Regions from separate parts of the Homo sapiens genome. Here region 1 is linked to region 2. The links are chromatin contacts, found by Hi-C or POLR2A ChIA-PET in ENCODE. All regions are on one chromosome and are shown on one strand. The core of a region is the stretch at or near the end of the contact, and the rest is flanking DNA. Distances in the headings are between cores, read along the strand shown. Region 1 holds the start of TAF5 (TATA-box binding protein associated factor 5). Region 2 holds the start of RPEL1 (ribulose-5-phosphate-3-epimerase like 1).

Evidence for each region. A loop is a pair of places that touch in the nucleus more often than their neighbours do. ChIA-PET counts read pairs that join two places held with the same protein, here RNA polymerase II (POLR2A). Pooled maps may share reads with other maps.
Region 1: a pooled map shows a loop between it and region 2 (2.4-fold over the local background). The contact joins the promoter of TAF5 here to the promoter of RPEL1 in region 2. A Hi-C loop is called at or near these places in 2 of 50 pooled maps. POLR2A ChIA-PET finds 5 or more read pairs at or near these places in 6 of 52 experiments (AG04449, H1, OCI-LY7 and 3 more).

The regions. Positions count from the first base shown.
Region 1 is chr10:103,365,493-103,370,639 of GRCh38, reverse strand. TAF5 (TATA-box binding protein associated factor 5) reads right to left here and starts at 2,664. Exons shown (of 11, transcript NM_006951.5): 1 at 2,092-2,664. The coding sequence starts at 2,650. RefSeq lists enhancers at 1,362-1,431, 2,562-2,801, 2,554-2,848 and a silencer at 1,892-2,431.
Region 2 is chr10:103,243,752-103,248,791 of GRCh38, reverse strand. It overlaps RPEL1 (ribulose-5-phosphate-3-epimerase like 1), which reads right to left and starts at 2,905. Exons shown (of 1, transcript NM_001143909.1): 1 at 776-2,905. The coding sequence starts at 2,795. The coding sequence ends at 2,109. RefSeq lists an enhancer at 3,987-4,036.

The DNA of each region.
Region 1 (5,147 bases), core at 1,415-3,914, 120 kb before region 2:
AAGTGCCTCAAGTGGCCGGGCACGGTGGCTCACGCCTGTAATCCCAGCACTTTGGGAGACCAAGGCGGGTGGATCACAAGGTCAGGAGATCGAGACCATCCTGGCTACCACGGTGAAACCCCGTCTCTAATAAAAATACAAAAAAAATTAGCCAGGCATGGTGGCACGTGCCTGTGGTCCCACCTACTCGGGAGGCTGAGGCAGGAGAATCGCTTGAACCTGGGAGGCGGAGGTTGCAGTGAGCCAAGATCACACCACTGCACTCCAGCCTGGCCGACAGAGCGAGACTCAGTCAAAAAAAAAAAAAAAAAAAAGCCTCATAACCACTCATTTAATAGAGAGAGAAAATTCAACATGAGAATGACCTGCCTCCTGACAATATTAATGTAAAAAAAAAATTTTTTTTTTGAGACAGAGTCTCGTTCTATCACCCAGGTTGGAGTGCAGTGGCGCAATCTTGGCTCACTGCAACCTCAGCCTCCCGGGGTCAAGTGATTCTCCTGCCTCAGCCCCCCAAGTAGCTGGGATTACAGGCATGCGCCACCACGCCCGGCTAATTTTTGTATTTCTAGTAGAAAGGGGGTTTCGCCATGTCGGCCAGCCTGGTCTCAAACTCCTGACCTCAGGTGATCCACCCGCCTCAGCCTCCCAAAGTGCTGAGATTCACAGGCATGAGCCACGACGCCCGGCCAATACGAAGGTAAAAAAAATTAAAAACTAAAAAAATAATGACAATCAGCATCACACAAGTAAATGCAGCAAAGACAAAAAGGTCTGTCCAATGCCCATGCCTAAACACATGGCTCTCAAGCTGCCATATGTCAATACTCCTTAGAAGCACTTATTCAAAAGTGAAGATTCCCAGATTCCACCTCTAGAGGACCTGATTCACTAAGTCTGAAGTGATGCCCAGGAACCTGCATCCTCCAAAGACTTAACACTGGTGGTACTCAGCCCATATATATTTTTAAAATTTCAGCCGGGTGCGGTGGCTCATGCCTGTAATCCCAGCACTTTGGGACGCAGAGGTGGGTGCATCACGAGGTCAGGAATTCAAGACCAGCCTGACCAATATGGCGAAACCCCATCTCTACTAAAAATATATTTTTAAAAATTAGCCGGGCGTGGTGGCGCGTGCCAGTAGTCCCACCTATTCGGGAGGCTGAGGCAGGAGAATCGCTTAAATCTGGGAGGCAGAGGTTGCAGTGAGCTAAGATCACGCCACTGTACTCCAGCCTGGGCGACAGAGCAAGACTCCGTCTCAAAAAAAGAAAAAAAGAAAAAGAAAAAAAATTCAACTTTTAGCTGAGATTCAGGGGGTACATGATGTGCAGGACTGTTACAAGGGTATATTGTATGGCGGCCGGGCGCGGTGTCTCACGCCTGTAATCCCAGCACTGTAGGAGGCCGAGGCAGGTGGATCATCTGAGGTCAGGATTTCGAGACCAGCCTGACCAACATGGTGAAAGCCCGCCTCTACTAAAAATACAAAAATTAGCCGGCCGTGGCAGTAGGAGCCTGTAGTCCCACCTACGCGGGAGGCTGAGGCAGGAGAATTGCTTGAACCCGGGAGGCGGAGGTTGCAGTGAGCCAAGATTGCGCCACTGCACTCCAACCTGGGCAACAGAGCAAGTTTCCGTCTCAAAAAAAAAAAAAATCTATAAAGTATTTATCAACACATCTTTTAAGAGGAACTAAAGAAATAAAGAGAAAATAAAGTACTTACAGTACTTAAAGTACGCTAGTACGAAACTGTACAAACACTGTTAGTGTCATGCGGACCTGCCCAAGGCTCAAAAGCCCAAATGAAAGGAAAGGGACCAAGAGCGTGAAGATCCCGCCTCTCCGCGCTCACCTTCCCCATACATCCCTCTGCTCAACAGCTCTCCTCAGCTTCTCACTGGAACTGACAGCTCGGAAGGGGGTTTGACTGCGCAGCCCGCGCACTAGAGAAAGGGGCGGGCATGTGGCCCTAGAGGCGGGCCCAGGAAATTCAAAACAAGCCCGCAGAGGTGCAGGCCTGCCAGCCCCTGCCTTACCGGCTTGCTCCCCTTCGCGGCGGCCGTACCTACCCGGGACCCCACGGCTCACCTTTACCCGGAGCCGCAGGACCTGAGGCTGAACCTGAGACGACCGTGGCCCCCGAAGCGCCAGTGCCCGGAGGGTCGGGGGCCGCAGGGCCAGGGGCCGAGGCGGTCACCCGGCTGAGAAGCGCGCTGGTCACCTCAGCGCCGGCGCTGTCCACCTCTCCCGGGGCTCCGGAGCCCGCCACTGCCTCCTCCAGCAGCCCGGCCTCACGGCGCAGCGCCTCTTCGGCCTCGCGGAGTTTGCTCTGCCGTAGGAACTGCAGCACGGCCAGTAGAGTCTGTCGGTCATGCGGAGCGCCGGCGTCCGGAGCAGCGGCGGGCACCGGGGCCGCCCCCGCCGGGGCAGCGGCGGAGACAGCCACCGTGGGCTTGGGGGTCCCGCCATCCCCGCCAGTGGACGACGACGCCGCAACGTTCCCGCCGCCGCCGTTGGGGCCGTTGTTGGTAGTGCCGCCGCTACCCTCGCCTGCGCCGTCCCCCGCCTGCGGAGGTAGCAGCGTTGGCGGTCCCTCAGGCTCTAGCTTGACCGCCACCTCCGTCTGCTCCTCCGCCAGCGCCGCCATCTTGCGGCTGAGCCACCTCGCGCCGTCAAGCGTGATTGCATTTTCGCCACATGGAGGGCGGGGAGGAGCATTTCACGACAACTCTAGTAGGCCATTTACGGCAGTAGGAGGAGCGAAAAGGAAGGAGAAACGGAATAGGAAAGAGAGCAACTTTCAAAACCGAGCGAAAGAAAGGCAGGAAGTGGGCATTGGTGACCACCTATTACATTTGCCTGAGAATAATTGCCATTTATTGCAGGCCAGCTATATTTAGGCATTATGATAGATGTTTTACATTATGTGATCTCCTTCAATTCAATAATCTTTTTCTTTTTTCTTTTTTTTTTTTTTGAGACGGAGTTTCGCTCTTGTCGCCCAGGCTGTTAAGCGATTCTCCTGCCTCAGCCTCCCCAGTAGCTAGGATTACAGGCATGCGCCACCACGCCCTGCTACAATTAAATAATCTTATGAGGTAATATTATCCCCACCTCGCAGATGGCTCAGTTGAAACCAAGAGAGGTTAAATAACTTACCAGAGGCAAGAAGAAAGTCCAAATGTCAACATTCGAATCCACGTATTTAACTCAAAAACATATACCATTTGCCAGAGGGAGGCTTCCGAGATACTGGTAGTTTTACATTTTGACCTGAATAGTGCTTACTTTTTTTTTTTTTTTGTCATTTTTACTTTTGTAAAAGTTAATCGAGCTGCATGCATTACATTACATTTATTTATTTATTTAACTTTTGAGACGGAGTGTCGCTCTGTCGCCCAGGCTGGAGTGCAGTGGCCCGATCTCAGCTCACTGCAATCTCTGCCTCCTGGGTTCAAGCGATTCTCCTGCCTGAGCCTCCCGAGTAGCTGGGATTACAGACGTGTGCCACCACGCCCGGCTAATTTTTGTATTTTCAGTAGAGACAGGGTTTCGCCATGTTGGCGAGGCTGGTCTCCAACTCCTGACCTCAGGTGATCCACCGGCCTCAGCCTCCCAAAGTGCTGGGATTACAGGCGTGAACCACTGCGCCTGGCCCGTATACATTACATTTCAATAAAAAGTTTTTAACGCCAGGTGCGGTGGCTCACGCCTGTAACCCCAGCACTTTGGGAGGCCGAGGCGGGCGGATCATGAGATCAGGAATTAGAGACCAGCCTGACCAACACGGCAAAACCCCGCCTCTACTAAAAATACAAAAAATTAGCCAGGCATGGTGGTGCGCCCCTGTAATCCCAGCTACTCGGGAGGCTGAGACAGAAGAAGAGCTTGAACCCGGGAGACGGAGGTTGCAGTGAGCCGAGATCCCGCCACTGCACTCCAGCCTGCGCGACAGTACGAGACTCCGTCTCAAAAAAAAAGTTTTTAAATACCAGAATGTTGTGGTTGTGAAATATGTACGTTATGTATTCATGCTATTATCCGTTATTACAAATAAACCATTTTAATTGTATATTTAAAAATCATGGCCACACGCAGTGGCACATACCTGTAGTCCCAGCACTTTGGGAGGCCGAGGCGGGTGGATCACCCGAGGTCAGGAGTTCGAGACCAGCCTAGCTAACATGATGAAACGCCATCTCTACTAAAAATATAAAAATTTAGCCAGGTGTGGTGGCGGGCACCTGTAATCCCAGCTACTCGGGAGGCTGAAACAGAGGAATCACCTGAACCCAGGAGGCGGAGGTTGCAGTGAGCCGAGATCGCACCATTGCACTTCAGCCTGGGCAGCAAGAACAAAACTCCGTCTCAGGAAAAAAAAAAAAAAAAAAAAAAATCATATATGCCATTTTGCAATGTGCTTCATAGGTTATAAAACCCTCCTGCATATTTTATCTCATTGGAAACTTGTAACTCTGTGGAATAGGTACAGACGAGAAAAGTGAGCCTGAGACATTGGGAAAATCTAGCACAGCCGTTCAAGTTATTGGTTTTGAGGTCTTACCAGCGTCCTTTGACCCTGCTTACTTTTAAAAAATATTTTATTTTATTAATTAGAGATCTGAAGCCTTACTATATTGCCTAGGCTGGCCTTGAACTCCTGGGCTCAAGCAGTCTCTCACCTCAGCCTCCCAAGTAGCTGAGACTACAGGCACAGACCACCTGGCTTGACCTTGCTTACTGGCTGAATAACCTGGAGCAAGTTACTTAATTTACTATGTCCCAGTTGCCTAATTTTTTTTTTTTTTTTTTGAAACGGAGTTTCACTCTTGTTGCCCAGGCTGGAGTGCAATGGCGCCATGTCGGCTCACTGCAACCTCCACCACTCAGGTTTAAGCAATTATTCTGCCTCAGCCTCCCGAGTAGCTGGGATTACAGGCATGTGCCACATCAGGCCCAGCTAATTTTGTATTTTTAGTAGAGACAGGGTTTCTCCATGTTGGTTAGGCTGGTCTCGATCTCCCGAACTTAGGTGGTCCACCTGCCTCGGCCTCCCACAGTGCTGGGATTACAGGCGTGAGCCACCACGCCTGGCCCCAGTTGCCCAATTTCTAACAAAAAAATAATAGTAGTTACGTCATAGT
Region 2 (5,040 bases), core at 1,656-4,155:
AGTGTGCCACTGCACTCCCGCCTGGGTGACAGAGCGATGGGAGGGGGAGGGAAGTAACACCAGTTGAGTACTTACTCTATGCCAGGAACCATGCCAGGAGCATTTACAGAATTAATCCCATTAAAACCTCATAACAACCCAGAGATTATTATGCATATTTAACACAAATGGAATGTAAGGCTTCAACATTCAACAGGCCAAGTAACTGCTCAAAGTTCTAAAAACAAATGAGCTGGGTTTTAATACAGGTCAGTCTTAACATTAGAGCTCATGCCTACTCAACATATCATTCCTTTTTTTGTTTGTTTTAGTTTATTTTTTGAGACAAAGTCTCACTCTGTCACCCAGGCTGGAGTGCAGTGGTGTGATCTCAGCTCACTGCAGCCTCGACCTCCCATACTCAAGTGGTCCTCCCACCTCAGCCTCCCGAGTGGCTGGGACCACAGGCACATGCTACCACATCTGGAGAATTTTTGTATTTTTTGTAGAGATGGGGTTTTACATTGTTGCCCAGGCTGGATCATTCTTTCTTAAAACCATGTTCAGAATCAAGTTGAGTAGCCTCCTGTAGAACTATCTGGCATGGGGTAATGGGAAAATGGCAAATACCAGGCTTGTACATCACCACTCACCATTCCTCACTCATGGCAGCCACAACTAATCAAACCTGGCACTTTACCCTCTTAATTCAATAATTAAGAATTCAAAACCTAGGAATTCTTTCTCAAGTCACTGTTTCAGGCAGGTGCTACCAATGGATAGGAGTTGGCATGGGAGACGTAATCAGGCAGGTGGGTTCGAACCTATACTGCACCCTTACTAGCTATATGACCTTGAGCAGGTCAGGCAACCTTCCTGAGACTCAGTTTTTGTCAACTGTAAATTAAGATAGTATCTCATTTGCAGTAGAATTGCCTTAGAATTATCCTGAGGATTTGTTGACAACATATATGTAAAAGTAGCCAGCACTGTACCTGGAAGAGACAAGGCCATGAAAAGTGTATAGCCTTTGAGGAGCCCGTCAATCCCTTCAGCTCGTGCTCTGGAAACTGTTAGGGAACACTTTTTTTTTTTTTTAAATGGGGACAAAAATATCTGCTTTATTATTACCACTTACTTATAGAGGTGATTTACAGATTTAATGAGAATATATCAAAGTACTTTATAACTCACAAAAATATAAACTTATATAATGCTATCTACTTTGTATTGAGCATATTCTAAATTCTGGGACTAGTACTAGAAACTTTACATATATAGTGTTACCTCTTAATTCTCAACACAACCCCACAGTTGTTATAATTACATTTAATGTATAAATGACTTCAGAGAAACACAAAAAAGACTGGGTGATTTGTTAAAGGTCCAGCTAGAAAAGGGCAGTCAGAATTCAACCCAATATTACTTCCATACAGAGGTTTTTACTTTTTCCTTTCTACTCAGAGCTAACACAACAGCATTATTTAACGTCCTTAAGAATGGTGGGGAGGAATCACTGAATAACCTGCTTTGACAAAAACACCCTGATAAAATCTATGCTTGTATTTTAGAACCCCTGGGTTTCACGCATTGTTTTTATAGTTTTTACACATTAAGTGTAAGGTGAAAAGTGATAGATTTTAAGAACCAAGAATATGGTATGCCATCCCACCCAAACTTATAAACAAATCACAAATAACATGAAATAGAAAAAAGCCATAAAGACTTCCTTTGCTTTTGGAAAACAGCTGAGAAACAACAAAATTCTTTTCAGAAGTACAGACAAAATTTGTTTTTGTAGTGTAGCTAATATGCCCTCCTTAGGCATTAAGACACTTTTCTGTTTGTAACCTTAATGCAGCCGTATTTTTACTCTTTATAAAAATCAAGTCTCTCAATAAAAACAGTATCTTACTCACTAATCATTAAATTGCATCACTAAAAATGTAGTTATACACACCAATTTCTGACCTCTTAGAATATTCTGCACAATCAGTTTTAATCACTGGAATGAATAACTGCTCAAAAAAGCAGTACAGCTTCAATTTCATGATGATTTGGTAGTCAATATTCCTGTTTTCCAGTAAAAGGGAGATTTCATGAACAGAAACATTGGGCTCCTTATGGTTTCATCGATCAAGAGAACGTTTCTGAGCAGCTTCTGAGCAAATATTTCTTAATAGGTTGATCACAGATCTGGGGTCTTCACTCCTCATAATAGCACTGCCAGATACAGTCATGTTAGCTCCTGCCTCTGCACACTTATGGACAGTGTCAGAACCTACTCCACCATCGCCCTCTATATCCAAAGATGGGAACTGGGTCCTCAACCAGTGAACCTTTGGCATCATATCTTCCATGAATTTCTGCTCTCCAAACCCCGGTTCCACTGTCATAACCAAGGCCATATCTATTTGATTAGCCCATGGTGCCAAATACTCAACTGAGGTTCCTGGTTTGATGGCAAGGCCAACCTTCATCCCATTCTCCCGAATGTCTTTAATCAAAGTCCCTGGGTTCTCAGTAGCCTCGAGATGAAAGGTGTACTGATTGGCTTCTGCTACAGCCATTGGCTTTACCCACTGTTCTGGCTTGGACACCATCATGTGCATGTCAAAGAAAGGGTCCTGGCCTAGCTGCTTTCGAAGGCTTTCTACCACAGGGTGACCAAAGGTGATGTTGGGAACAAAATGCCCATCCATTACATCCAGATGCAGATAATCGGCCCCAGAGTCTAGCATCTGGAGGCACTTGGCCCCTAAATTGGCCAGGTCGCTGTTGAGGATGGACGGGCCAATCTTGCAGCCCGACGCCATACCGCTGGCTCCCAAGAACAAGTTACCCCACGAGTCCCCGGCAAGACTAGAGCCCACTTTTTTTTTTTTTAAAACCAGGAAATTCTACCAAAGAACCACAGTTTGGCCAGGCACAGTGGCTCATGCCTGTAATCCCAGCACTTCAGGAAACCAATGCAGAAGGATCACTTGAGCCCAGGTGTTTGAGACCAGCCTAGGCAACATAATAGGAACCCGTTTTTACAAAGTAAAAAATTTGCCTGTGTGATGGCACATGCCTGTGGTCCCAGGTACTCGGGAGGCTGAGGCAGGAGAATTGCTTGAGCCGGGGAGGCTGAGACTTCAGTGAGCCATGATTGCGCCACTGCACTCCAGCCTGGGCGACAGAGTGAGGCCCTGTCTCAAACAAGAGACAGAAAACAAACAAAAAAGAAACCCCGAAACATAGTTTGGAGAGAACTATATAATAGCAGTCAAGTACAGGCTGTGAATTCTGTAGGTTTAAAAAAATGGTGAGGGATGGCCAGGTGTGGTGGCTCACGCCTGTAATCCCAGCACTTTGGGAGGCCAAGGCAGGTGGATCAGCTGAGGTCAGGAGTTCGAGATCAGCCTGGCCAACATGGTGAAACCCTGTCTCTACTAAGAATACAAAAATTAGCTGGGCGTGGTGGCACGTGCCTGTAACCTTTGCTACTCGGGAGGGTGAGACAAGAGAATCACTTGAAGCCGCGAGGTGGAGGCTGCAGTGAGCGGAGATAATGCCATTGCACTCAGCCTGGGTGACAGAGCAAGACTCCGTCTCAAACAAACAAACAAAAATGGTGCGGGATACCCTGGGAGGCATGGTTCAGGGATCCCTTCTGGAAGAGTTGGATATGAGAAGGTCTGAAGATTTAGGGTTTGGAAGAGGCACCAGTTGGAAGGTGGAACAGCATAAGCAAAAGCAGTAAGAGAAAGTTGAGAGCACAGAGAGGAGACTGACTCTTCCATCGTCAAGGGACTGGCCTGGGGAGTGTCTTCAGCGGGGAAGGAAAAATACCCTCCCTGGCCGGGTACTTTGGGTTTTCCTCACATTCTCGGCCAGCTCCTGATCTTACCCAACCAACCCCAGGAGCACCCCAAGCAGCAAAGACTCTGCACGTTTCATGACTACCACCAGGAGGCAGTATGGCCCAACAACTTGGAGCATCAGGGTTCATTCAGTTCCTAGTTTGTTCCAAGAGCTGATCTAGGAGCATGAAAGTGTCCACCAATCTAATATTTGTGGAGCACTTTGCATGGAGTTTTCAAAGTACTTTAACCCCGGTGATCTGATAGAATACTAACTACAACCCTGTGTGGTCTCTATGTGTTGGTATTATCTACCTAGAGGAACCGATGTTGAGGATTTAAGTGAATTATTCAAGTTCATTTAGACTGTGCGGGAATCTGAATTTGAACCAAGGGCCAAAATCTCTACCTCGTGCCCTCTACTACAACTTACTGCCTTTTGTTAAGGAGACAGGAGCATACAAATATTTAGCATAATAATAAAAGCTTATATTAATAACTATTAAGAACCAATGGCAGTTTCAGTTTGATAAGATGAAAAAATTCTGGAGATGGATGGTGGTGATGGTTGCACAACAATATGAATACATTTAATATCGCTGAACTGTATATTTAAAAGTGGTCAAAATGGCAATTTTTTTTTTTTGAGAGAAGTCTCACTCTTGTCCCCCAGTTTTGAGTGCAATGGCTTTATGTTGGTTTACTGCAACCTCTGCCTCCCGGATTCAAACGATTCTCCTGCCTCTGCCTCCCAAGTAGCTGGGATTAAGGCACCTGCCAGCATGCCTGGCTAAGTTTTGTATTTTTTAGTAGAGAGGGGGTTTCACCATGTTGGCCAGGCTGGTCTCCAACTTCTGAGCTCAGATGATCCACCCGCCTCGGCCTCCCAAAGTGCTGGGATTACAGGCGTGAGCCACTGCGCCCGGTCGGTTTTTAGGCAGGGTCTCACTCTGTCCCCCAGGCTGGAGTGCAGTGGTGGAATCTTGGCTTACTGCAGCCTCAAAATCCTGGGCTCAAGCGATCCTCCCACCTCAGCCCCCCAAAGTAGCTGGGATCACAGGCATGCCACCACACCCAGCTATTTTTCTGGAGAGATGGGATTTTGCTATGTTGCCCAGGCTGGTCTCAAACTCCTGAGCTCAAGCAATCTGCCTGCCTTAGCCTCCCAAAGTGCTGGGATTACAGGCATGAGCCACTGCACCCAGCCTAAGATGGC